Linked DNA regions of Homo sapiens: region 1 is linked to region 2. The links are chromatin loops, found by intact Hi-C in ENCODE. Cell type or tissue: transverse colon. All regions are shown on one strand. Links, peaks and the distances in the headings refer to the core of each region. The heading gives the core; the rest is flanking DNA.

The links. Hi-C counts contacts between places; a loop is a spot of excess contacts. Peaks named below come from ENCODE experiments on the same cell type or tissue, not always from the same donor. Only the 100,000 strongest peaks of a DNase experiment are listed, where the experiment ranks them.
Region 1: a loop joins it to region 2, with 2.4 times the contacts of the local background. A loop is called at or near these places in 31 of 110 quality-filtered maps.

The regions. Positions count from the first base shown.
Region 1 is chr17:7,912,029-7,928,256 of GRCh38, forward strand. It overlaps KCNAB3 (potassium voltage-gated channel subfamily A regulatory beta subunit 3), which reads right to left. Exons shown (of 14, transcript NM_004732.4): 2 at 15,755-15,798; 3 at 15,629-15,666; 4 at 15,316-15,395; 5 at 14,031-14,075; 6 at 13,903-13,947; 7 at 13,655-13,698; 8 at 13,069-13,155; 9 at 12,387-12,472; 10 at 12,117-12,237; 11 at 11,940-12,034; 12 at 11,683-11,803; 13 at 11,428-11,516; 14 at 9,831-11,151. The coding sequence ends at 11,074. It overlaps CHD3 (chromodomain helicase DNA binding protein 3), which reads left to right. Exons shown (of 40, transcript NM_001005273.3): 40 at 1-727. It overlaps RNF227 (ring finger protein 227), which reads right to left and starts at 4,261. Exons shown (of 2, transcript NM_001358699.2): 1 at 3,651-4,261; 2 at 1,311-3,549. The coding sequence starts at 4,167. The coding sequence ends at 3,494. RefSeq lists an enhancer at 2,979-3,912 and a silencer at 3,891-4,200. In transverse colon, for the core only: no CTCF peak of the experiment used is centred there; a DNase peak (open chromatin) is centred at 10,953; H3K4me3 peaks cover 1,009 bases; H3K27ac peaks cover 1,062 bases.
Region 2 is chr17:7,858,429-7,866,428 of GRCh38, forward strand. It overlaps CYB5D1 (cytochrome b5 domain containing 1), which reads left to right. Exons shown (of 4, transcript NM_144607.6): 2 at 1-51; 3 at 178-396; 4 at 954-3,854. The coding sequence ends at 1,184. It also overlaps a transcript of NAA38 not described here. Among named protein-coding and RNA genes, the nearest start is that of CYB5D1, 4.4 kb to the left of the region's middle. RefSeq lists an enhancer at 1-552. In transverse colon, for the core only: CTCF peaks have their summits at 196, 4,403 (motif pointing right) and 4,609; DNase peaks (open chromatin) are centred at 213 and 4,423; H3K4me3 peaks cover 674 bases; H3K27ac peaks cover 687 bases.

The DNA of each region.
Region 1 (16,228 bases), core at 7,884-15,883, 61 kb after region 2:
GAGGGGGACTTTAGAGAGGGATGAAAATGAGCCCTGGGAGGGAGGAAGGGACGAGGAGGGGTGGCTGCATGTTACCGTCCCCTACCTCTCCCCACGTGGAGGGTGGAGCAGTTATGAGGGAGGAAGTCAACTGCTGTTCAGCCTCAGAATAAAGGTGCCGTTCACTGGCTCAGTTACCTCCTGTGTACCGGCATCTTGTGTTGGGAATGTTCCCCCCTCCCTAGGGACCAAGGACCACCCCTACAAAAAGAGTAATGGTTGGGTGATACTCCCTCAAGCCAAAGAGGAGCTCCCCAACCTGTTCTAGGGACCCAGGTAACCTAGAAGGGTGGGAGAGAATACAATGGGCCAGATGTGGTGGAAGCCCAGCTCTGGGGCTCAGGTTCCTGGAAGACTTCTACTACCCTCCCTCCTCAAGGCCTGGATACAGACTAAATTTGTATAAGTCAGGCAGGGGACCTAGTCAGGGTCTTGGGAGCTACCTTGTCGTTGGGACCAGAGCAAAATAGTGGAGGGCAGGCTAGGGAAATGTGGGCACATCCCCCCTCCCAGGAGGGGCCGGGGAGAGTGGCAGTTTGCATGGCGAACCCCCCACTTCCTCTTTGCTGCCCCTTCACTTTCTTGCTGCCCCTTTCCCAGTCTCTCTTCACACCCACTCCTGGTCTGTCCTGATCCCCTCTTCTGTATCAGGTTTATTGGTTGTACATATAAATTATACTTTCCTTTCTGTGTGCTCTGTTATTTTTTATGGGGGGGGGGAGTTTTTGGGGGGAGGGATAAGAAAGGTTGTTGCTTTCTGCCTTTTCTTTTTAAAAAAATCCTACAACTTTTTCCTTTTCCTCATTTTTATCTCTTAGATTATTCACTAAAACTGAGGTTCTTCCAGCCCCAGCTATGTCATGGCCTCTGTAGAGAAGGAGGGTGAGCAGCAGATACCTACGTAGCCTCAGGTTGACTTCAGAGAGAGTGGGACTTACTGGACAGAAATGTAGTGGGAGGAGCGCCTATCAAGATTCAAAACTGCCTTCCAGCCATCCTTTTGATCATCCTTTCCACCTTCAAGTTGCTTAGTTCCCCTAAGAGTCAGTAGAGGTCACTACAGCTCCACAGGTTCAGCTCCAGTATGAAGCAAAGGCACACTTTTTTTTTTTTTTTTTTTAAGGCGTTGAGGGTCAGATCTGTCTAGCTTACCAAAGATTTGAACTGCTAGGCACTTCCTTGATGTTTATTGTTCACTAAACAGAGCCTCTGAGAGATTGAGAGAGGCCAGACACTTAGTTCACAAGGCTATTATATTAAAAAATAAGAGATAAAGCCAACAAATATTTATTGAGTACATACTATACAGTAACACTGCTGTTGGCCCTGGAGATAAAACAGTCACAGGTCAGCCCTTGCTCCCATAGGGCTTACACTCCAGTGGGGACACCCACAAAGCATGAAAATAAAAGCAGTAAAAATAAAACAGGGCATTATGTTACAGAGGGGTGGGGGAAAAGGCTCTACTATGTTGAAGGCAGAAAAAGGCCTCCCAAAAGAGGGAGCATTTAAGCTGAGATGTAAGGACAGGAAAATGCCAAAATAGGGTTACAAAAATTGAGGTTTATACCCCCATAAGTGTATAATTATGATTTGTCAATCAAAAATATTTATATTTTAAAAAGATTGGAGGCCTCTAAAAAATTGAGGTTAATAATAAGTTCACATTTTTAACTAAGAGAAAAATGTTACATAGTAGGTTAGGATTTCTTTAGCAATAGAATGTTACTTTAGAACTTTGGGGCCGGGCGTGGTGGCTCACGCCTGTAATCCTAGCACTTTGGGAGGCCGAGGCAGGCGGATCATGAGGTCAGGAGATCGAGACCATCCTGGCTAACACGGTGAAACCCCATCTCTACTAAAAATACAAAAAAATTAGCCAGGCGTGGTGGTGGGTGCCTGTAGCCCCAGCTACTTGGGAGGCTGAGGCAGGAGAATGGCGTGAACCCAGGAGGCAGAGCTTGCAGTGAGCCGAGATCACGCCACTGCACTCCAGTCTGGGCAACAGAGCAAGACTCCATCTCAAAAAAAAAAAAAAAGAACTTTGGATAAAATAATCTATCAGTCATACCTATTATGCTTTAAATATTCTACCTACAGATGGTGATATCCTAAAGAGTGTAGGATCTAGACCAATGGTACTTAAATTTTCACATGCACACACATCACCTGGGATTGTTAAAATGCCAGAGTCTGGCCCGGCGCGGTGGCTCACTCCTATAATCCCAGCACTTTGGGAGGCCAAGGTGGGCGCCATCACCTGAGGTCAGGAGTTTTGAGACCAGCCTGACAAACATGGCGAAACCCCATCTCTACTAAAAATACAAAAATTAGCCAGGTGTGGTGGCAGGCGCCTGTAATCCCAGCTACTCCGGAGGATGAGGCAGGAGAATCGCTTGAACCTGGGAGGCGGAGGCTGCAGTGAGCCGAGATCACGCCACTGCACTCCAGCCTGGGCGACACAGTGAGACTCTGGCTCAAAACAAAAACAAAAAAACAAAAAACCCTGCCAGAGTCTGATTCAGGAAGTCTGGAGTGGGATCCTAGAGTGAGACTGTGCACTTCCGTTGACAGTACACCAACACTGCTGGTCCTTGACTATGACTTTATGGTCATAAGATACAGGATTCTAAAATAGAATACATGGCATATATACAACAGGTGATGTCCCATTATGGGACACAAATTTTAAAGACACTTAAAATTGTATAAGTATCTTTTCAGTAGCGCTAGTGTGTTCCCGTGACTGTAAAGATAACACAGATAATAGCAAAAGTTTGAAATATGATGCCTTTCAAATGGCTCTCCCTTCCTACTTTGATAGGCTCTAATTAGGTGCCTCACATAAATGCCCTTTGGAATTTCTGATACCTGCCCTAGCAGGTTGAAGGGAGATTCTGAAATGAAGCAAGGCTCCTAATCATAGTCACAGGCAGGGAGCCATCTCAATTTCTGGAACACAGAACTGGGAGTGGGGAGACAGCAGGCATACCAGCACCCTTACATGCCAGAGAAGTGAGATTAACATGACGCGAAAATTAGCCTCTTCTCTCCCGTTCCATCTTAAAAAAAAAAAAAATTCAAACCATTGACAAAGAATTGCTAAAATGGGACCTGTTGCTCCCACACACCAGAGCCACCCTGGACAAAAGCCAACGTCCCAGCTAAGAAAACAGTCTGTCTTCTTCCCACGGTAACGTAGGCTTTGTTTATATCATCCCTTGGCCACTCCATCCTGAAAATGTAAGACTGGCACAGTCAGTAGATGGGGGCGAGTTCGTCTAGGAGCCTCCCCAACTCAGCATCAACACCTCCCAGGGCGTTCCCTCCTGCCTTCGGCTCATCTCTCTCATCACATGCCAATCCTGGGATCTGAGAGAGAGTAGTCTTGACATCAGCCCCCGCGAGGCTGCAGCTCCCACCTTCCTTCGGCTGTAGCTTCCGAGTTCCTCGGTTACAACGTGCAACGGGTCAGGTGGCCAATGTCCTTGATCTCCGCACAGTAGAGCACTGGGGGAAAGAAGAAGGGTTAGTGGCAGCAGGAGCATGCCAACGAACCTCGGTATTCCTCGGCGCTCTCTCCCCTGCATCCTCCCCGGGCAGCCCCTCACCGTTGCTAGGCAGCGGACGCCGCCAGCGCCGCGCAGGCCCCAGGACCCTGTCCCAGAGCCGCCGGAGCGCGCGCCACCCAGCACTCCTAGGCCCCGCCCCCTTCTCGCTCTCCCCTTCTTCCTCCGCCTCTCCGTCAGCGTCGCTGCTTTCCTTGGCCGGGTTCCCAGCCTCATCTCGTTCGCACTTGGCCCGCGCTTTTTCCTCCAATCGCGACCACAAGTCCGAGTCAAGAGCCATCTCCGTGAGGCCGCCGCGAGGGAGCTGCGAGGGCGCGCGGCAGAAGGGGCACGTGACCACGCGGCGCAGGCGCACCACGCGCGCGGCCGCCCCGCCGCCGTCCCCGCGCGCCGCCAGCTCGCGGAGGCAGGCGGTGCAGATCGTGTGGCCGCAGCGGGCGCGCGCCGTTCCGGGCAGGCGGCGGGGCGCGCGGCACCCGAGGTTGAAAGGACGGTAGCAGATGTTGCAGTCCAGCTCGCCCCGCTCCGGAAGAGAGGGTACCCTCACCAAGAGCTGCATCGTGCCCGCCGCGGACTCGAGGACGTCGCTAACGCGGCCAGCTCCGTGAACAGAACGAGCACACTCTCCTGGGGCCGGGTCGGGTCCTGGGGCCGGCGCCGCGGCCTCTTTCCCCTTTAAATAGGGGAATAAGTGAGGCCCCACCCTTCGGAGCGTCACGCCTTGATCGGGCCGCTCCCTGTGGCGGCACGTGTGGGGGCGGTGGAGGCTTGAGGCCGGGAATGACAGCAATGATGGAGTCGGGGAGGCGGCCCAGGCCATGCCAGGACCGGAGCCCTGGGGGCCAAAGCACCCATTCCTCCCTACTCCCGGGGGAGCGGGGTGGGGCTTTCCTTCTTCCCCCAACGCAACGCCAGCGCTCCTTAATTCTACCATGTACAAAGCCCCGGGTCTCTCTCTGCGCCTGAGCCCTCAGTCACTGGCACAAGTCTCTAAAGCCCCCTCCGCCTATTCAGTTGCTCGCAGTTAGTTTCACAATCCCACCCAGTTTCCAAACACGGCCCGTTCTGCCCAACCTTTAGTGGTCCCTGGGCCTTTGAATCGATTTTGCCCTCAATTCTCATTATAGATGACCTCTCTGTGTTGTTTGTAAGGCTGGCTTCCTAAACTTCATTCTCCCCAAACTGCTTAACTCTCAGCTGGTATCTCAGCCTAAGGAGGGACCTAGATGCCAGGACCATGGCTTTAGGAATGCTGGGAATCCTTTCCTTCCGGAGGCCTGGACACCCACACATCGTGATGGCCCCAGCAAAGCTCCCCAGCATAAGTTCTGACTCAGGGGTCTGACTTCTCCCACTGGTAAACAGGACATGGTACTCACAACCCACATTCCCCTCATGGTGCCACACCCACACACAGCTGCCTCCTCACCCTCCTCTCCTGGACCTGCAGCCCAGGTTCTGTTATGGAGGGTGATAACACAGTCTAGAGCCAGCTGGCTTGAGTTCAGATCCTAGCTTCCACCTCTTACTAGTTGTGACACTTTGAGCAAGTTACTTAATTTCTCTGGGCCTTGGTTTCCTAGTTTTAAAAATGTGGATAATAATAATGAGGACTGAATGAACTTATATGTGTAAGGTGCTTCAAATGGTGTCCAGTACACAGTAAAACACCAGGTAAGTACTATATTAGCTACTATTGTTATCCTGTGCCCCCAGCCTATACTGAATTCACATTAACTTCTGAGTACCCAACATTTTCTTTTTTTTCTTTTTTTTTTTTTTTTGAGACGGAGTCTTGCTGGGTTGCCCAGGCTGGAGTGCAGTGGCACCATCTCGGCTCACTGCAAGCTCCGCCTCCCGGGTTCATGCCATTCTCCTGCCTCAGCCTCCCGAGTAGCTGGGACTACAGGCGCCCACCACCACGCCCAGCTAATTTTTTGTATTTTTAGTAGAGACGGGGTTTCAATGTGTTAGCCAGGATGGTCTCGATCTCCTGACCTGGTGATCCGCCCGCCTCGGCCTCTCAAAGTGCTGGGATTACAGGCGTGAGCCACCGCGCCCGGCCAGTACCCAACATTTTCAACACCCATCCATCTTGACCAATATGTGCATGATGAGCTTCTCCACACCCATGGCATTTACCAGCTATCACAGGCAATGCAAAGCTGGTTTTTAAACCTAAATTGTTAAAACCTAGAGGGTAATCTCTTTTGAGGAGGTATACCATCATTTTTAAGCAAACATTTCAGAACTTTTGAATGGTATTGTCTGTGATCATGGGAGAAGCTGTCTACTTATTACAGTGATGCTGTCACAATTCAAAACTTTTTGGTCTTAAAAAAGGACTGGTAGGGCCAGGCATGGTGGCTCTTGCCTGTAATCCCAGCATTTTGGGAGGCCGAGGTGGGTGGATCACTTGAGGTCAGGAGTTCAAGACCAGCCTGGCCAAATGGTGAAACCCCATCTCTACTAAAAATACAAAAATTAGCCGGGGGTGGTGGCTCACACCTGTAGTCCCAGCTATTTGGGAGGCTGAGGCACGAGAATTGCTTGAACCTGGGAGGTGGAGGTTGCAGTGAGCCGAGATCACGCCACTGCACTCCAGACTGAGCAACAGAATGAGACTCGGTCTCAAAAAAAAAAAAAAAAGGGGGAACTGGTAGGTATCTATTGTTAATAAATACATGATGGGCCGAGTGTGGTGGCTTACGCCTGTAATCCCAGCACTTTGGGAGGCAGAGACGGGCAGATTGCCTAAGCTTAGGAGTTCACGACCAGCCTGGGCAACACAGGGAAACCCTGTCTCTACTAAAATACAAAAAATTAGCTGGGCGTGGCGGCGTGCACCTGTAGTCCCAGCTACTCAGGAGGCTGAGGTGGGAGAATTGCTTGAACCCAGGAGACAGAGATTGCAGTGAGCTGAGATCGTGCCAGTGTACTGCAGCCTGGGCGACAGGGTGAGACTCTATCTCAAAAAAAAAAAAAAAAGCTTTTAATGTGGTGGTAGATTAATGGTGGCCCCAAATTCCTTTGCAATGTGACTTTGCTGCATCTCACATCAAGAATTGGGGTCTCTTTCTCTATCCCTTGAATCTGGGCTGGTCTTGTAACTAGTTTTGACCAATAGATGTGGCAGAAGTGATGTGTGAGTTCTGGAACCTAGTCCTTCAGAGGCCTTGTAGCTTCTGCTTTTGTCCCCTTGGAACACTCCCTGAGACCACCATGTGAGGATGAGGCCACACGGAGGAGCGCCAGCCAACAACCAGACATGCTGGTGAGGCCATTTTGCATTTTCCTGCTTGGCTCACCTGCCATTTGAGTGCAGCCACGTGAGTGAGCCTAGGTGAAAACAGCAAAGGAACTCCCAGCAAGCCCATAGAATCGTGAAAAAGAACAGTTTTTAAAAGTTATTTCTACTGAGTGTGGTGGCTCACACCTGTAATCCTAGCACTATGGGAGGCCAAGATGGAAGGATAACTTGAGCTCGGGAATTTGAGATCAGCCTGGGAATCGTGGTGAGACCCCATCATTACAAAAAAAAAGAAAAAAGCCAGGCTCAGTGGTGCACATCGTCCCAGCTACTCAGTAGGCTGAGGTGGGAGGATCACTTGAGCCTCAGGACTTCGAAGCTGCACTGAGCCGTGATCATGTCAGTGCACTCCAGCCTGGGTGACAGAGCGAGACCCCCGCCTCTTAAAAATAAATAAAAAGTGGCTGGGCGCGGTGGCTCACGCCTGTAATCCCAGCACTTTGGGAGGCTGAGGCAGGCAGATCACAAGATCAGGAGATCAAGACCCTCCTGGACAACAAGGTGAAATCCCGTCTCTACTAAAAAAACAAAAATTAGCTGGGCGTGGTGGCACGTATCTGTAATCCCAGCTACTGGGGAGGCTGAGGCAGGAGAATCGCTTGAACTAGGGAGTCGGAGGTTGCAGTGAGCCAAGATCGCCACTGCACTCCAGTCTGGCGACAGAGCGAGACTCCATCTCTAAATAAATAAATAAATAAATAAATAAATAAATAGTGGCTGGGTGTGGTGGCTCACGCCTGTAATCCCAGCACTTTGGGAGGCCGAGGCAGGTGGATCACCAGGAGTTCAAGACCAGCCTGGCCAAGATGGTGAAACCCTGTCTCTACTAAAAATACAAAAAATTAGTTGAGCATGGTGGCACTCGCCTGTAGTCCCAGCTACTCAGGAGGGTGAGGCAGGAGAATCGCTTGAACCCGGGAGAGGGAGGTTGCAATGAGCTGAGATCATGCAACTGTACTCCAGCCTGAGTGACAGAGCGAGACTCCATCTCAAATAAAATAAAATAAAAATAAATAAAAAGTTATCTCAGGCCATTAACTTTGGTGGTGATTTGTTGTGTATCAATAGATAACGGATATAGAGGGTTTCCTACTGTTTTTTTTTCCCTGTATGATAAATATATTTTTTGAGACAGGAGCTTGCTCTGAGCATCAGGCTGGAGTGTAGTGGCATAATCTTGGCTCACTACAGCCTTGATCTCCCAGACTCAAGCCACCTACCTACCTCAGGCTCCGAGTAGCTGGGACTACACAGGTATGAGCTACCATGCTCAGCTAATTCTTGTATTTTTGTAGAGATGGGGTCTCCCCATGTTGTCCAGGCTGGTCTTGAACCCCTGGGCTCAAGTGATCCCACCTGCCTTGGCCTCCCAAAGTGCTTGGATTACAGGTGTGAGCCACTGCGCCCAGCCTAGATAAATATAACATTGTAATGTGCCCTGTAAGTCCCTGTGTGTTCTGAACTTACCCCTTCCTTCCTTCCTTCCTTCCAGACAGAGTCTTGCTCCGTCGCCCAGGCTGGAATGCAGTGGTGCAATCTCAGCTCATTGCAACCTCTGCCTCCTGGGCTCAAGTGATTCTCCTGCCTCAGCCTTCTGAGTAGCTGGGACTACAGGTGGGTGTCACCATGCCTGGCTAATTTTTATTTTTATTTTTATTTTTTATTTTTAGTAGAGATAGGTTTTCGCCATGTTGGCCAGGCTGGTCTCAAACTCCTGACCTCAAGTGATCCACCAGCCTCAGCCTCCCAAAGTACTGGGATTACAGGCGTGAGCCACCGCACCCAGCCATTACCCATGTCTCACTTTCTGTTCTGTTCCTCTCTAGACACTCTGGCTTTGGGTACTTTTGGCTTGTATGTTCTTTTCTGCCACAGGCCTTAGCATATGCTCTTAACCCTCTTGCTTAACCCTTATTAACACCTATTCATGCTTCAGCTCTCAGCGTAACCTCACCATGTCAAATAACCACTACAGACTCAGTAATACCATGTGCTTTCCTCTGGACTTTGGACAAGAAGTTTGTATTTATTTGGTGGTTCTGTGATTGTCTCTCTCCTCAGCAAGATATATGAAGGTTCTGAGTCTGGTTTTGTTCACCCTTGTATCCCTGTGCTATACCATAATAGGACTCAATAGACAAATACTTGCTAAATTAATGAATGAGGTGGGTGATAAATATGGCAAATGTCCATATACAAAGGAGGCGTGACAATAAAGGAAGGCTTTTTTTTTTGTTTTTTTTTTTTTAAATCAAGGCGTTTCCAAACTCTCTCTGAAGGTAATTCTAGGAGGAATGGTGTTTGTTTGTTTTTAATATTTTGAGCAATGGGACAGGTTCATTAAAATAAGTGTATAACCCTCTAAGATAACTATTTAAGGAGAATCCTATTTGGGATTGATAAATTCTCGTATGTTACAGAATAACTAATCATAGTTTAGTAATATATTTTACTTCTTTGTTTCCTCCACAGTCTTGCAAAATGAGTGGGAGATGATGGGGTGGATTTAAGTATTAATTAGTTGATGCAGTTGGCTGCTAATCCAGTAAATGGCATGCTGCTGACTTTTCTCTTTTGGAAATTGGTTTTACTTTGCTTGCCCAGCTTTTGGATCAAGGCGGGATGAGGACGGGTAGAAGGGAGATGGGCAGGTTGTATTTAAGGAAGGCAGAGCTCATCCTCCTCTACCTTGTGATCTTTAAGGTTGTAACTTTCCACCCAATTCTGTTCCAGTGAAATGATAACATCTTTCCTTCTCTCTGTATTCCCTCAACCTCAGACCATTCTTCACTTTACCTCTCCACCAAATCACAAAGCCTCAACCTCAGAACAGCATCTCCCCCTCAGCCACAGGTTCCTTGGCATATGTGTGGGTGTCCAGCGAGAGAGAAATGAGAAGTACAAGGAACAAGTATGGCTAATATTACTTTAAATACAAACAAATAAAGGCAGATAGCTAAGTCTTTCATAGAAAGAGGAGGAACAAAATTATGAAGCCAGATTTCTGGGTTCTAAGGAATGTGGTAGCTGAAGGAAGAAAACTGGGGCCTGGGGTATCTGGTGTCTTGGTCCTTGATGAGAACAGTGACTAGGAGCCCGATGCCTGGGTCACCAAGGTGAATGAGCAATGGAGAGAAAGCTAATGCTAGCAGATTTCTAATGTTAGGGGGCGAGAGGGCCAGACAAGTGAGACTGTGACCCTAACCTCCCAAGCCCCTGCAACTTTAGACACTGTGAGGATCAAGCTGAGGTTTATTTACAGTTACCTGGGAAGTCTTACAGAGAAGGGGCCATCATTATTGCTTTAGGTTTATTGCCAGGAGGAAGACTGCAGTTCCCCACTGCCAGGTAGGAGGCCCTGCTCAAGGCTCAAAAGTCTATACCCAGACGTTTTATTTATTTATTTTTTTTAAATCAAGGCGTCCCTGCCCGTGACGGAAAGGCTGTCACTAATTCCTGCCAAGAACAGCCCAACTGTTTTCCAAGGACCACCCCGGCCACTTTCACCAGACTGCAGCGTAGATGTGCTATTACATTTCCCTCTACCTTTGTCAGTGCTGTGCCACTGTAGACCCCACCCTGACCGCCCTCCTCCACCTCTGGGCTGGGAGGCAGGGTCCTGGTTTCCCAAAGATTATCATTTACTTCCTGCCAGGACCAGCCTGGCTTCCTTCGTACCGAATACGCTAAGAGCCCCATTTCCTATGTTCCAGATGACATCACAACTCACTCACTAGGTTATTACCCTTTGATGACATTTCAAGGGCCCCTTTTGAGGTACACTGTATGTTTCTTGTATGTGCTGGGTTTTTGTTTTTGTTTTCTTTTCTGGGCCTCGGGAATAAGGGGAGGAGAGTAGGGAGCGAGACGAAGTGGCAGAGAGCCGACGGCGAGTAGCTCATGCCCGGGATTTGCAAGAAGGGCCTAGAAAGACGCAGCAGGGGGCGGGCGTGCTACTTTCTCTCTCGACCCCACTGCAAAAGGATATGGCTTTGTTCATGCGTATCACTACTCGAAGCCGGGACTCGTTGGTGGGCGGGGCTAGTCTGGCTCCGGCCGCTGCGTGGAGGGATCCGGAGCGGGAGAGGCGGCTGCGAGGAGCGGGGCTCGGGCGGGTGCAGCGACACCGGGTTGGGTCCCTGCGCCCGCGACAGACTACTTCTTGGAATGCGGCTTGTTTCCCAGGAGCCCGTCTATTTCCATCACTGTCTGCGGGGTCAGCTGGCTCAGCACCTGGAGGAGAGTGGGACGGTGGCGACGGCAGCCCATGCTGGGTCACTGAGAAAGGGCATGGGGTTCCAGTAGCCGGGGAAGCACCACAGTGGGGTCAAGTGGCAAGGCAAGAGCCGCAGCTGTGCCGGTGCCTCGCTTTCCGGCCCTGGGACCTCTCACCTGCAAAGTGAGGACTTTGTAGTGGGTGACCTGATAGAGCCATCCTGGGTTGGATAGCGTGGCTTTGACTCCTGGGGAGGGGGACAGATAGGCTCTGCCTCTGAGTCCCCGGCTCACCTGTAGCGCGCCCAGGTGTTCTATCAACTGCTCCGCACTCGACACCCCCAGCAAGACAGAGCTGACACCCTCACTGCGGAGACACCACGCTGGGGCCAGAGGAGGAAAAAAAGAGGACTGATGGGGAACAGTGACCACATAGATTTCAGAAGTGTCTCTGAAGACAAGCGTCCTCCCTAGGGACAAACCAGTTTTAGGATGGGCTTGGGAGCATGTCAGGAGGAGACAGGGCCCCTGCAGGGTGCAATGTCTCACCAATAGCAAGCTGGGCCACGGTGCAGCCCAGCTGGTGAGCGACAGGAAGAAGGTCCATGACTTTGGCTTGTTGCTTCTTGCCATCTTCACTCTGCACTTTGTCCTTGAGCCACTGGTAGCCCTGGAGGCCAAGAAGAATCAACAGAAGACCCCGCCATCACCACCACCACCACCACACTCACAAAGCAGCCCCCCGTAACTCCCCCCAAAGCAGCCCATATAGCCCAGTCCTGCCATCGAGAGCCCCCAGATCTCACCTTGATGGAGGCCCTGCAAGTATCTGGGACTCGCCCATCATACTTGCTAGTAATGAGACCACAGGCTAGAGGGTACCAAGTGACTGATCCAACTCCTAAGGGAAGAACACTGGGTGTCAGGAAAAGGACCTAGCCATGGATGAGGCTAAGGTAAAGGCAGGGATGAGGGCTGCAAACCAATCTTGTGGTAGAGCTCTGGCAGCTGCATCTCCACCTTCTCCCTCTGAAACAGATGGTGCTCCGCTTGTTCACACACTGGAGGAATCAGATTGAACTGTCTGGCCATGGAGTAGGCCTCCTGGGTTGGGGTTGGGGAAAAGAAAGTGGTCAGAGCACTACTTCCGTTTTCTTCTCTGCCTTCTCCCCCAGTGCAGTGGGCTTTGGAGTAACCACGTGAAAAGTGGGAACCAGTTGTGGGACAGGGGCAAGGTGGGGTCACACACTCACCATGATTTCTGCAGCCCCCCATCGGGATGTCCCCCAGTATAGGGCCAGGCCCTGGTTGATGACATAGGTCATGGCTCGCACAATCTCTAGGTACACAGGAGAGGGAAAGCCTTACTGTCAGAGCCCTGGAATCTAAGACTCCAGATTTGCAGACCTCCACCTGCCCCACCAAGGCCCCAGGCAACTCTATGGAGTCATGAAAGTTAATATCTACTCTTTGCCTCTCTTCCTGTCCACATCCTGGAGTCTCAGCCTCCACTGTGGAGTTTTGGAGGCCTTCTGAGCAGGGGCTGGCTTCCTGCTGAGGGTTTGAGGAAGTGCTCAATTTTTGTATTTTAGATTTTTTGAGACAGGGTCTCACTCTGTCACTCAGGATGTAGTTCAGTGGTGCAATCATAGCTCACTGTGGCCTCAAACTCCTGGGCTTGAATGATCCTCCTGCCTCAGCCTCCTGAACAGCTGGGAGTACAAGGCACACACCACCACAGCCAGCTAATTTTAAAACATTTTTTGTAGAGACAGGGTCTTGCTATGTTGCCCAGACTGTTCTCGAACTCCAGGCCCCAAGTGATCCTCCTGCCTTGGCCTCCCAACGTCCTGGGATTACAGGAATGAGCCACCGCACCCAGCAAGGAAGTGCTCAGTTTTGAAGGACTGTAAGGTTTGGGGGTGCTGCTTTTACCCTCCATAGGACAGTTGGGGTCTGAGCGATTGGCAAAGACAATGTCCACGTATCCCAGCTGGAGGCGTTCCAGGGATCCTCGCAAGCCTGGAGGTGGGGTAGGGAGAAGAAAATAAGCACCTCAGCTTCAGTGTACTAAGAATGCAGGCCACCAGGCGTGGTGGCTCATGCCTGTAATCCCAGCACTTTGGGAGGCCGAGGTGGGCGGATCACCTGAGGTCAGGAGTTTGAGACCAGCCTGGCTAACGTGGTGAAACCCCATTTCTACTAAAAATACAAAAAATTAGCCAGGCGTGGTGGCGTGTGCCTGTAATCCCAGTTACTCGAGACGCTGAGGTAGGAGAATCCCTTGAACCCGGGAGGAGGAGGTTGCAGTGAGCCGAGATCGTGCCATTACACTCCAGCCTGGACAACAAGAGTGAAACTCCGTCTCAAAAAAAAAAAAAAAAAAAAAAGAATTCAGACCTTGCCCCCTTGCCATGGCCACCTAAATCCCTATTCAAAGCCTCCAGAAGTTCAGAGAATGTTCCCTACTCCTCTGGCTTCCATATCCCCTCACTTTGGGTTTCCAGCCCCTAACTCTCACCCTCAATGATGTGCTTTCGGCTTAAACCTCGCTCGGTTTCTGCCCTGTAGGAAAAGGTAAGTCAAAGATGAGATGTGACAAAGATAGGGGACCGGGGCTGGCTTGGAGCCATAAGGAAATGGGATTGCACGAGTCTTCACAGGCATGGTGCGGACCTGGTGCAGGATAGCTGTCCCCACCCCCACCCCATACACCTTCACACATTCTTTGTAGGCCTTCTCCACAATCGCAGTGGGGCAGCCACTTACTGTCCTCCCCAAAAAATCTTGGTAGTGATGACATAGCTTGATCTCCTGGAAGAATAGAAATGGGAGAACCAGTAAGAAAAGGATTTTTGGGTGATCACATCCCCAGCAACCCCCCAAAACAGTCTCACCTCCAACCTTTGCTCTTGAGGATGTTCCCTAGGGTTCTTTCAGCCCTAAAAGAAACATAAGGCAGAGCCACTGATCCCTTCTAGGCCAATCAATTCCTTCCTCTCCTCCCCACCTTTTCCTCTCTTGCAAAGTAGGATATAAACCAGGAGTCCATTTCAGCTCACAGCCCCATCCTGGACAAAATAAGAGGTCTGTTGGAAGGAACTAGGGGTGTAGTTGTATAGTTTTCATCACATATTCAACAAATATCTGTTGTGCATTAGCTGTGTACCAAGCCCTGCTGTGGGTGCCAAAAAGATAGAATAGGATGAGGGGAGAGGGGCCAACTATGGTGGAGCCAGGAAGGACACTGCCTTGTCTGGCTTCAACTATCTGGGTTGCCCTCCTCCTTCTTTGAGCCTCTGCAAAATCCCACCCGTCCTCCAAAGCTCAGCTCAAATTCTGCCTCATCCATAATGTGTTCTCTGAGTGCCACAATCTATGGTCCAGCCTTCTGGTCAGCTTCCACAGAATTGGCTACATAATTTAGCATAAAATTATGAGCTCACTTATGACAAGTCTTAAGTTGTCATGGTGGACTGTTACTGAAATGTTTTACCGTTGTTTAATCTTTCCTATTGCCCTTTTTTTTTCCTTTAACCACTTAGACTGTGTGCACTTTCGCAGACATGTTGATTCTTCCCAGAAGCAGCACCTGCTCTGTGCCAGGCTCTGTGTGGGTACTTGGGGAAGAGCAAGACAAGTTCCATGGAAGGAGGCCTCTGACTTGAGCAGCTAATATAGCTGCATAAACCACGAATTGCGTGTCAGAAGGCAGTCCACAGTGCTTTAGGAGCTCATGGTGGGGGAGGGGGTGACCAACTCTGGGGAGTTGGGCAAAGTTCTTGAAGGAGCGGACACTCGGGTCAAGTCTTGAAGATGAGCAGAAGTGTTTGCTAGATGGGGAAGAGGCAGGGTAGGTCATCCTAGGTTTTCCCTGCTCCTAGTGTGAAACGGCATGATGTGTTTGAAAATTCATCTTTGTAGTTGCACATAACTAATGCCTCAGATATATTTGTTGCCTTTATTTAATGTAGCTGCACAGTACGCCCATTGACTTCTAAGCCAGAGAGGGACTAATGTTGGGACTGTAGCTCCTACAGTGCTTTCGGGTCCCTCCGCCAAAAGGTTGGAACTTCACGTTCTCAGAAGTCCCAGGGTTCTTTAGAGGGAAAACGAGAAGATAATCCCTGGGGTCCTCTCAGCCTTCCAAATGGAGCTTAGCTCTTTCACCCCAGTCCTTACTTTCCTGCTGCGTACACTTCGGCGGTGTCAAACAGGTTTACACCATGCTCATAGGCTACAGTCAGCACATCCTCTGCTGTCTAGGGAGGTGAAAGAGGTAAAGATCAACTACTGCTCCTCAGTTACCTCCCTCACTGTACTCTAACCCATCACATCTCAGCCCTGGGTTCTCTAGTCTCTCCCCTCTCCCCATCCTCCAGCCTCAGATCCCTCATTCCCTGTGCTTGTTGTCCAAACCCCTATCCAGGTTCACTTCCCTTTTTTCAAGTTCCCTCACCCCCACCACCCTGATTCTAGGTCCGATAACTTATACCTCATCTGAGATCTGAGAACCAAATGTGACCCAGGTACCTGCAAGAGAGAAGCCAGGCACATGAGAACTGCAGGGGGCAGACCATGAAAGAATGCCCTCCTTTCCTTAATCCCTATTCTGACTCACCTAGGCCAAGACAGGATACCCGAAGACCAGACTTCCCTAGGTTCCTGCAAGATACAGAAGCAGCGGGAAGGGGTGGAGCCTCCATTATGGACTTAGATTATCAGCCCCCAGCTCCTCTCCTTCCAGACTGAGAAGCCCTCAGGTGTCTCAGTCCAAAGAAATTAGACCCAGTGGGCCTATAAGATTGGGCAAGTGCTATCTCCAGAGCAGAGGTCCTAGGAATTTTCTCAAAAGGACAAGTGAACCATATGTGACTGTTCCTCTGGAGCCACTGTCCAGAGTCTCCATTCCCTCTTATCACATTGAAGACGTGCAGTCTGGTTTGTCCTTCTTCTGGGGTCTTGTCTGTGTTTGAGTCATCTGTGGGTTGTGTGCAGTGAGGGGCTGGGAGGAATTTTGTTTGATTGTGGTGAGTTTGTGAGACCAGGCCCTCAGGCAGAGTGCTGTGCCAAATGGTAGATGGCAGGTTGGAAG
Region 2 (8,000 bases), core at 1-8,000:
GAAGTTGCAGGCCAGGATATCAGCCACTGGTTTGATCCAAAGACCAGAGACGTGAGTTATGCTGGAACCTGGGATTGTGGGTAGAGGAAATGGAGAGCGGGGATGGGAAGGAAAGGCGGAGGCTAGCCAGAGCCTAATGGCTGCTCTGACACCCTCGCCCCAAACCCTCCTTTAAAGATCCGCAAGCACATAGATCCGCTGACCGGCTGCCTGAGGTACTGCACCCCGCGGGGCCGCTTTGTGCACGTTCCGCCTCAGCTGCCCTGTTCGGACTGGGCCAACGATTTTGGGAAGCCCTGGTGGCAGGGGTCGTATTATGAGGTGGGGCGGCTGTCTGCCAAGACCCGGAGCATCCGCATCATTAACACGCTCACGTCGCAGGAGCACACACTGGAGGTGAGAACTGGTGACAAGGAGCAGGTTAGAAGGAATGGGGAATCCCAGCAAATCTCCAGGCCGATCTTCAGGGCAACATTTTTTCCATAACCGGTGGGAGTGTATTTTCTGTCCTTTACATTGAGGCAACTGAGGAAAGCACAGCACCTAGGTCCCCAGGGTTGGGAATTCTAGGAGTGTCTGGGTCACAGGGGGACAAGAGACTCCTTTATAAGCCTGGGAACAGCAGTTCATGTATCTTAGTGATGGTGGTCCTTCGAAGCTCTTACACGCCGTTTTGGACAGCAATTGGACTTTCTTTTTAATCTACTCTGTTGCATGGATATAGTGAGGGGACAGTTGACCCTTTATGGCCATCCGGTAGTTAGAAGTGGCTGCCATTAAGATCTGTAGGACTTTAGGGTCTGCTCATTGCATGCTGGAGTTTCAGCTTTTTTTTCCCGGGGCCGTAGAGTACCTGAAGCTGCTATCTGCCAAGGGAGGCACTTTGATCCCAGCGTGTGTATATGTATACTCCATCCAGAATTCTGGGGGTGGGGTGCTTCTGTGTTCTCCAGGTGGGGGTTCTGGAGTCCATATGGGAAATCCTACACCGCTATCTCCCCTATAACTCACATGCTGCCAGCTACACGTGGAAATATGAAGGGAAGAACCTGAACATGGATTTTACCCTGGAAGAGAATGGGATCCGGGATGAGGAGGAAGAATTTGACTATCTCAGTATGGACGGTACACTTCACACACCTGCAATACTTCTGTACTTCAATGATGATCTCACGGAGTTGTAGGCAAGGAGATGTACACTCGTGTAGACTCAAGACGTATTTCGAGTTTGGCTTTTTCTGTGCCTTGAGGAAAAGTGGTGGGGCCGAGGGGTGCCTGGACCCAGATCTCCACTCCTCTCCAGGAGCTAGCCTGTGCCCTTCTGAAGTGTAAAGGCCCTATTCCCTGCCTTCATTACAGTTTGCTCTGAGAAAATTAGTGAATTAATCTTTGGGAATGATACAAGAAGATCAAGTACCTTGGTTTAGGGAGATGTAGAAGAGGATAGTCAGAGTTCAGGCAGAACTGTTTGATAGTTAAGAGAGAGTAGTTCTACAGGGGTGAGGGATGGAAGGACTTTTTTGGCAATGATGGAAATGAGATGTCTGCAGGAAGATGGGATTTACAAAGAAATAGGAAATGTTTATCATTGACCATACAAAGCTGGCTTATCTTACTTGTAGAAGAGTGTTTGGCAGCTGAAACCCAAGGGAAAGAAAGGAAGTGCGTCATTATAGGCAATTCAGGCTAGATATTATACTAGGTACTTCATATACCCTCTTTTTTTTTTTTGCCCCCAACAAAGAGAAGGGGTCTTGCTCTGTCACCCAGTCTGGAGTGCAGTGGCAAAATCATGGCTCACTGCAGCCTGGAGCTCCTGGGCACAAGTGATCCTCCCATCTCTGCCTTGAGTAGCTGGGACTTCAGGTGCACGCCACAATGCCTAATTTTTTAATTTTTTGTAGACACAGGGTCTCGCTGTGTTGCCCAGGCTGGTTTCAACCTCCTGGCCTCAAGTGATCCTCTTGCCTCAGCCTCCCAAATAGCCTCTTCAAGACAACTACCCCATAAGGTGGATTACCATTACTATGTTACAGATAAGTCCTTCGAAACTTTGGAAAGTTTAATAGCTCAAAGCCACACTAGGTAGTAACCACTAGAGCCAGAATGCAAATTCAAGTCTGCCCAACTCCAAAGTCCATGTTCTCTCAATATAAAGGGACCATCTCAATGTCTAATCTCATGTTAACATTTGTAGCCACTGCTCTCAGCAAGTATTTGGGATGTGGCTTTGTCCTAGGATCCCTGCACAATAGGAAATTGTGGTCCTATTGTATAGTTTGCAGTTATTGTCTCTGGAAGGGAGTTTGCAGAGTTCTCCTGTGGCGAAGAGGAGGCAAGGAAGGCTAAGTGTCAGTTAAGCAATAGCTATTGGGGCTACTTCTTTGTTAATCCCATACCCCAGATTTCTCTCCTGACCTTTTGGGGCAAAGAGGTGGGTATTTACTAACTTGAAGGAAAACTAGAGTGGGGAAAAGGCCGGCAAATTAGTGACACTTTGGCGAGGGAGAAAAAGGAGGCAGTTTGCCACTTGGAGAAGATGAGGAAGACAGGGTTGCAAGACGGTGACTCCAAAAGAGGGAGCTCGACAGGGGTAATGTAAACAGAGATGCTAACTAAGTCAGAAAACTCTCCTGGTGACCAAAAGAGAACCACTATTGGGGGTAATGGCTAGATTTGGTCTCCTTTAACTTAAGGAGGGGAGATTTGAGAATGACAGACAGTTGAACTTCCTGGCAGCAGCAAGCAAAAAACAAATCAGGAAGAGTTTAGTGTGTCTTCTGGCAGGGGACACCAGGGCCCAGCACAGGAGAAGGTGGCCCCTGTGAGATACTGGTGGGCTATATAGGCATTTTCTGAGGGGCTTTGGGAGGCATGAACAAAGGTGGAAACATTGCTGTTGGCTTCGGCAGTATCTGAATTTACTGTGAGATGGAGGGTTTAAATCTAACCCCATGGAATGCAGGAGTCCATGAATTATCTAAATCGATCATTTTGATCTTTAATCAACTCTGCAATTATGTGTACCTTGTTTGCTCAATTAAACCCTGAACTATTTGAGAATGAAAGCTATGCTGTTCCTCTAGTGCAAGCCTCAGGGCCTGTCCTGTGCCTACAGGATGTCCCCATTCTGCCAAAACCTGTCCCTCTTCCAGAGACTCCTACTTCAATGTCTCTTGCTAGAAACACATCCCTTTCCTCACACATCCAGTCACTCATCAAGTGTAATCTGTCTCCTAAATATCTCTGGAACCTATCTTCTTTTCTCCAAGTTACCATCACCTCTTGTCTAAACTGCTACGGAAACTTCCTAACCTGTTCTCCCATTTCCACTTCTGACTTCCATGCTGCAATGAGAGTCAGCTATGAAAAACAAACCTAAACATCGAACTTTCCTTAGCTTCTTCAGTGGCTTCCAACTGCTTTTGGAATAAAGTCCTAAATTCAAAGATCTTGTATAAATCAGGCTCATCTCGCAACACCCCTCTTTGTTCTCTATGGCCTAGACACACTGGCTTTCAGTTCATTACATGTCTTGCCTCAGACCCTCACACACTGTCCTCTCTGCCTGCAACACTCTTCCTTTCACTTTCCACCTAGCTGATCCTAAATGTTCCTTCCTCAGGGAGGTCTTTTCTGATTTCTTGGTGGGTCAAGACTTTCTGATAAATCAGTTAGCACCATGCATTTTCCAGAGTTTTTATTACAATTGTAAAATTATGGCTGTAATAGGCTGGCTGCGCTGCTAGATTGTAAGCTCACGAGGGCAGAGATCTTGTTCACATCTTGCTCACTGCTATATTCTCATTGCTGAGCACACAGTTGCAGCTCAATAAATTTTGAATGAACTCCAATGTTAAGTGAACTCATCCGTCTATACCTAGTGGGGGGGATGTTGTGTCCTAGTAGGCAAGGAAGGACCAAGAAATAGGATGTCTGGTTCCTGTGCTATAGTCTCTATCCATAGGATTCACTTTCCTTGCTTCCCCAATATCCAAAACCAAAAGTTATTCCATAGAGGGTCTCTGGCCAGGTGCAGTGACTCACGCCTGTAATCCCAGAACTTTGGGAGGCCGAGGCATGGGGATCACCTGAGGTCAGGAGTTCAAGACCAGCCTGGCCAACCTGGCAAAAGCCTGTTTCTACTAAAAATCCAAAAAATTAGCCGGGCGTGGTGGCACACACCTATAATCCCAGCTACTTGGGAGGCTGAGGCAGGAGAATCGCTTGAACCCGGGAGATGGAGGTTGCATTGAGCTGAGATAGTGCCATTGCACTCCAGCCTGGGCAACAAGAACGAAACTCCATCTAAAAAAAAAAAAAAAAAAGTTAAAAAAAAAAAAGAGGGTCTCACCAGATTTTTGGGGGCCAATCCATCTGTCATTTCCCCATATGGCCACCAGGTGGCTGTAATTACCTATAGAGTCAGGGAGACAAGCCTGGAGGGAAAACCCTTCCAAAGTTAGGATGGGAAGGTGGCCTTTGGAGATTTATAAGGGGGAGGGAAGGACAAGAAAACAAGGAAAAACCACATGGCCACCGTTCTATTAGCATTAGGTTTATGCCTGCTTTTTTTTCTCTCACAAGCACATGGCAGGAAAGGAGTGCAGTTAGGAATTCATGGGCTAGAACAAAAAGGAGGTCCTGATTACAGGTATGGGAGTGTATGGGGCAAAGTATGGAGCTGACAAAGGGATAAAGACATCACAAATTTTTAAAATAATAGAATGCATTCACTTATTAATACTTAAAAAAAATCTTTCCAGTAGGCACTGCTTTGTTCTCTAAATAGCCAAGTGGATATTTGCATGAGGAGTATGTAAATAATGCTTTAGCCTAAAACCCAGAAAGCAAACAGAACATGAGTGTAGGGTCCAAGTCCTCTTGTGGTAATCTCTTTTGTGTTAGAGGGTGGTGGGTGAAGGATGGAATGCTGAAGGGAAGGCTGCCGTCCTCAGTGAATCACAGCAGCTTCAAAGGACTCAACTGGCAAGATTTCCCACAGGTGAGGTCCCTACATGCCCACATTACTGGGGGTCATAAAGAGGCATATGTTCCTTGTAGGAAGCTTGCCTGCTCACTGGGATAAAGCATGCACACATGAAAAGATAAATGAACATAGTACATGATAAAGGCTTAAGTTATGGTATAGAAAAGTTTCTACCCTTACAGCAAGTCACAGGTGGATTACTAACCTGGCCATCCTGAAACTGTTTCTAAATACTCTGTGTGTGTGTGTCTGTGGATGTGTATTATTTTTGGAAAATGGTGCTATAATTTCCATCAGATTCTCCAAATAGCCCAACCCCCTACTCCTACTCCTGAAATAGCACGCACACACACACATACACAACAATACTTTAAACAGCCTCAAAAGTAAAATATCAAAAGTTATAATACAATGTGGTCCCAATATTCTGGCATCTGTCTCAATGGTCTGCCTCAGCCTGTGGCAGAACCATGGCAACCCATGGCAGAAATTCCTAAAGCTCTAACCTTTGGGGCTAAATTTATGACGAGTCTCAAGTGTTTTACTACTGTACCAAATGTTAATCTGGCTGTACCTTGGAGCTGAGTAAAGGGATCCATCATTTGGTCTTGATACTATAACATCCAATCATACATCACGATAAGGTTAATGCATCCAGCACCACAGCTAAGTTTAGGGAGGCCACATGGATGGGCTGCTGTTGGGAGAACAGCCACTTGATCATGGGTCAGTAGAGTACACGGTTTGGCTGTAAGAATGCACACAGAATTAGAAACCTGACTGATCTTTATCCTGGAAGCCAAAGATTAAGGATTCAAAAATACAAATGGATATGCACCCCAAGTACTAGGTATTCTAGGCACACCGGAAGCACTAAAAAGAAAAACCCAAAAAGCTGGTGAATGAATAAGTGAAGTGAATCCATCAAAGTGGGAATGGGAGTAAAGGCTTAAGTGCAGTGGTGTGATCATAGCTCACTGTAACCTCAAACTCCCGAGCTCAGACAATGCTCCTGCCTCAGAGTAGCACCACCATACCTGGCTAATTCTTTATTTTTTTGTAGAGACAGGGTCTTCCTATGTTGCCCAAGCCGGTCTCAAACTCCTCGCCTCAAGCAATCCTCCTGCCTAGGCCTCCCAAAGTGTTGGGATTATAAGTATGAGTCACCGTGCCTGGCCAATATTTTAAATAATTGTGTGCCTGGACTGGGTGTGGCAGCTCACGCCTGTAATCCCAGCACTTTGGGAGGCAGAAGGATCACTTGAGGCCAGGAGTTCAAGATAAGCCTGGCCAACACAGTGAAACCCTGTCTTTACTAAAAATACAAAAATTAGCCAGGTGTGGTGGCAAGTGCCTATAATCTCAGCTACTCGGGAGGCTGAGGCAAAATGGCTTCAAACCAGGAGGCGGAGGCTGCAGTGAGCCAAGATCACGCCACTGCACTCCAGCCTGGGCAACAGAGTGAGACTCCATCTCAAAAAAAAAAAAAAAAATTATGTGCATGAAGCAAAGTTTGTGTTAGGTACTTGTGTGTAGAATTTTCTACTTGTGGTATCATGTAGGCATGTAAAAGTTTCCGATTTAGGAGCATTTTGGGTGTTTGATTAGGGATGCTCAACCTGTACATACACATACCTATATATAAACATATTATGAATAGAGTGAAAGTACTATAAAGACACACAGAATCACGAGAGCGATGGCTGAATGATCAGAGGCATGTCTGAGGAGATGCTCACATGACTCATCTGTATTACCTGTAGAGCTGCATTTACCAACATTAATCCTCCCAACAAACTTAAGGCATAGGTACGATTTTTATTTATACTGAAAAACAACACTGAAGCAGAGAGAGATTAAGTAACTTGCCAAAAGTCATACAACTAATGAGTACCAAGGTAGTCATAGCCCATCCAACTAACATACCGCCTCCCTGCATGTCAAACATAGGATGCTATTCTAGTTACCTACCACTGCTGTATTTTGCCAATGAATCTGCAATATGGGTAGGGCTCAGCAGGGACAGCTCACTTCTACTCCCAAAGGGGTGGACTGTGGGGAGCTGGAGGATCCACTTTCAAGATGGCTGTCTCACATAGCTCTCAATGCTATCAGTTTTTCTCCACATGGGCCTCTACACAGGGCAGTTTGGGCTTCCTCACAGCATCCCAAGAGAACCAAGAGGAAGCTGAATCATATGACCTAGCCTCAATTCCAAGGGAAGGGAACTAGCTCCCACCTCTCACCGGGAAGAGTCTCGGAATTACACTGTAAGAAGAACATGTGGGATGTGAGACATAATTGTGGGCATATTTAGAAAATACAATCCACCAGAGATGCACTGGAGGTAAAAGGGGGGTATCCAGCCCAGTCTAGGGTGGAGTGGAGGGGTGGTCTTTGAAGGGTTGTGTGTAGGGGAGACAGGGCATTGATACTTGAGCCTTTCTTGAAAGCCTAGGTTGGAATCTTGGCCCTATCATTTATTCAATTCATTAAAATGATACTGAGCATCTGTCAGGCACAGTCCTGGAAACTGTGAATACAAAAATTAATGACACAGTTCCTGCCCTCTAGGAGCTTACAGTTTAATGGGAGACTCACGGAAGTTTGTGATTCTCTTAATTTGTCATCCTGCTTCCTTATTTACACAGTAGCCATGGGGAACTTTTTTTTTTTTTTTTTTTTTGAGACGGAGTCTCGCTCTGTTGCCCAGGCTGGAGTGCAGCGGCACGATCTCGGCTCACTGCAAGCTCCGCCTCCCGGGTTCACGCCATTCTCCTGCCTCAGCCTCCCGAGTAGCTGGGACTACAGATGCCCGCCACCAAGCCCGGCTAATTTTTTTTTTTTTTTTTTTTTTTTTTTGGTATTTTTAGTAGAGACGGGGTTTTACCGTGTTAGCCAGGATGGTCTTGATCTCCTGACCTCGTGATCCGCCCGCCTCGGCCTCCCAGAGTGCTGGAATTACAGGTGTGAGCCATTGCGCCCGGCCGCCACGGGGAACTTTTAAAGT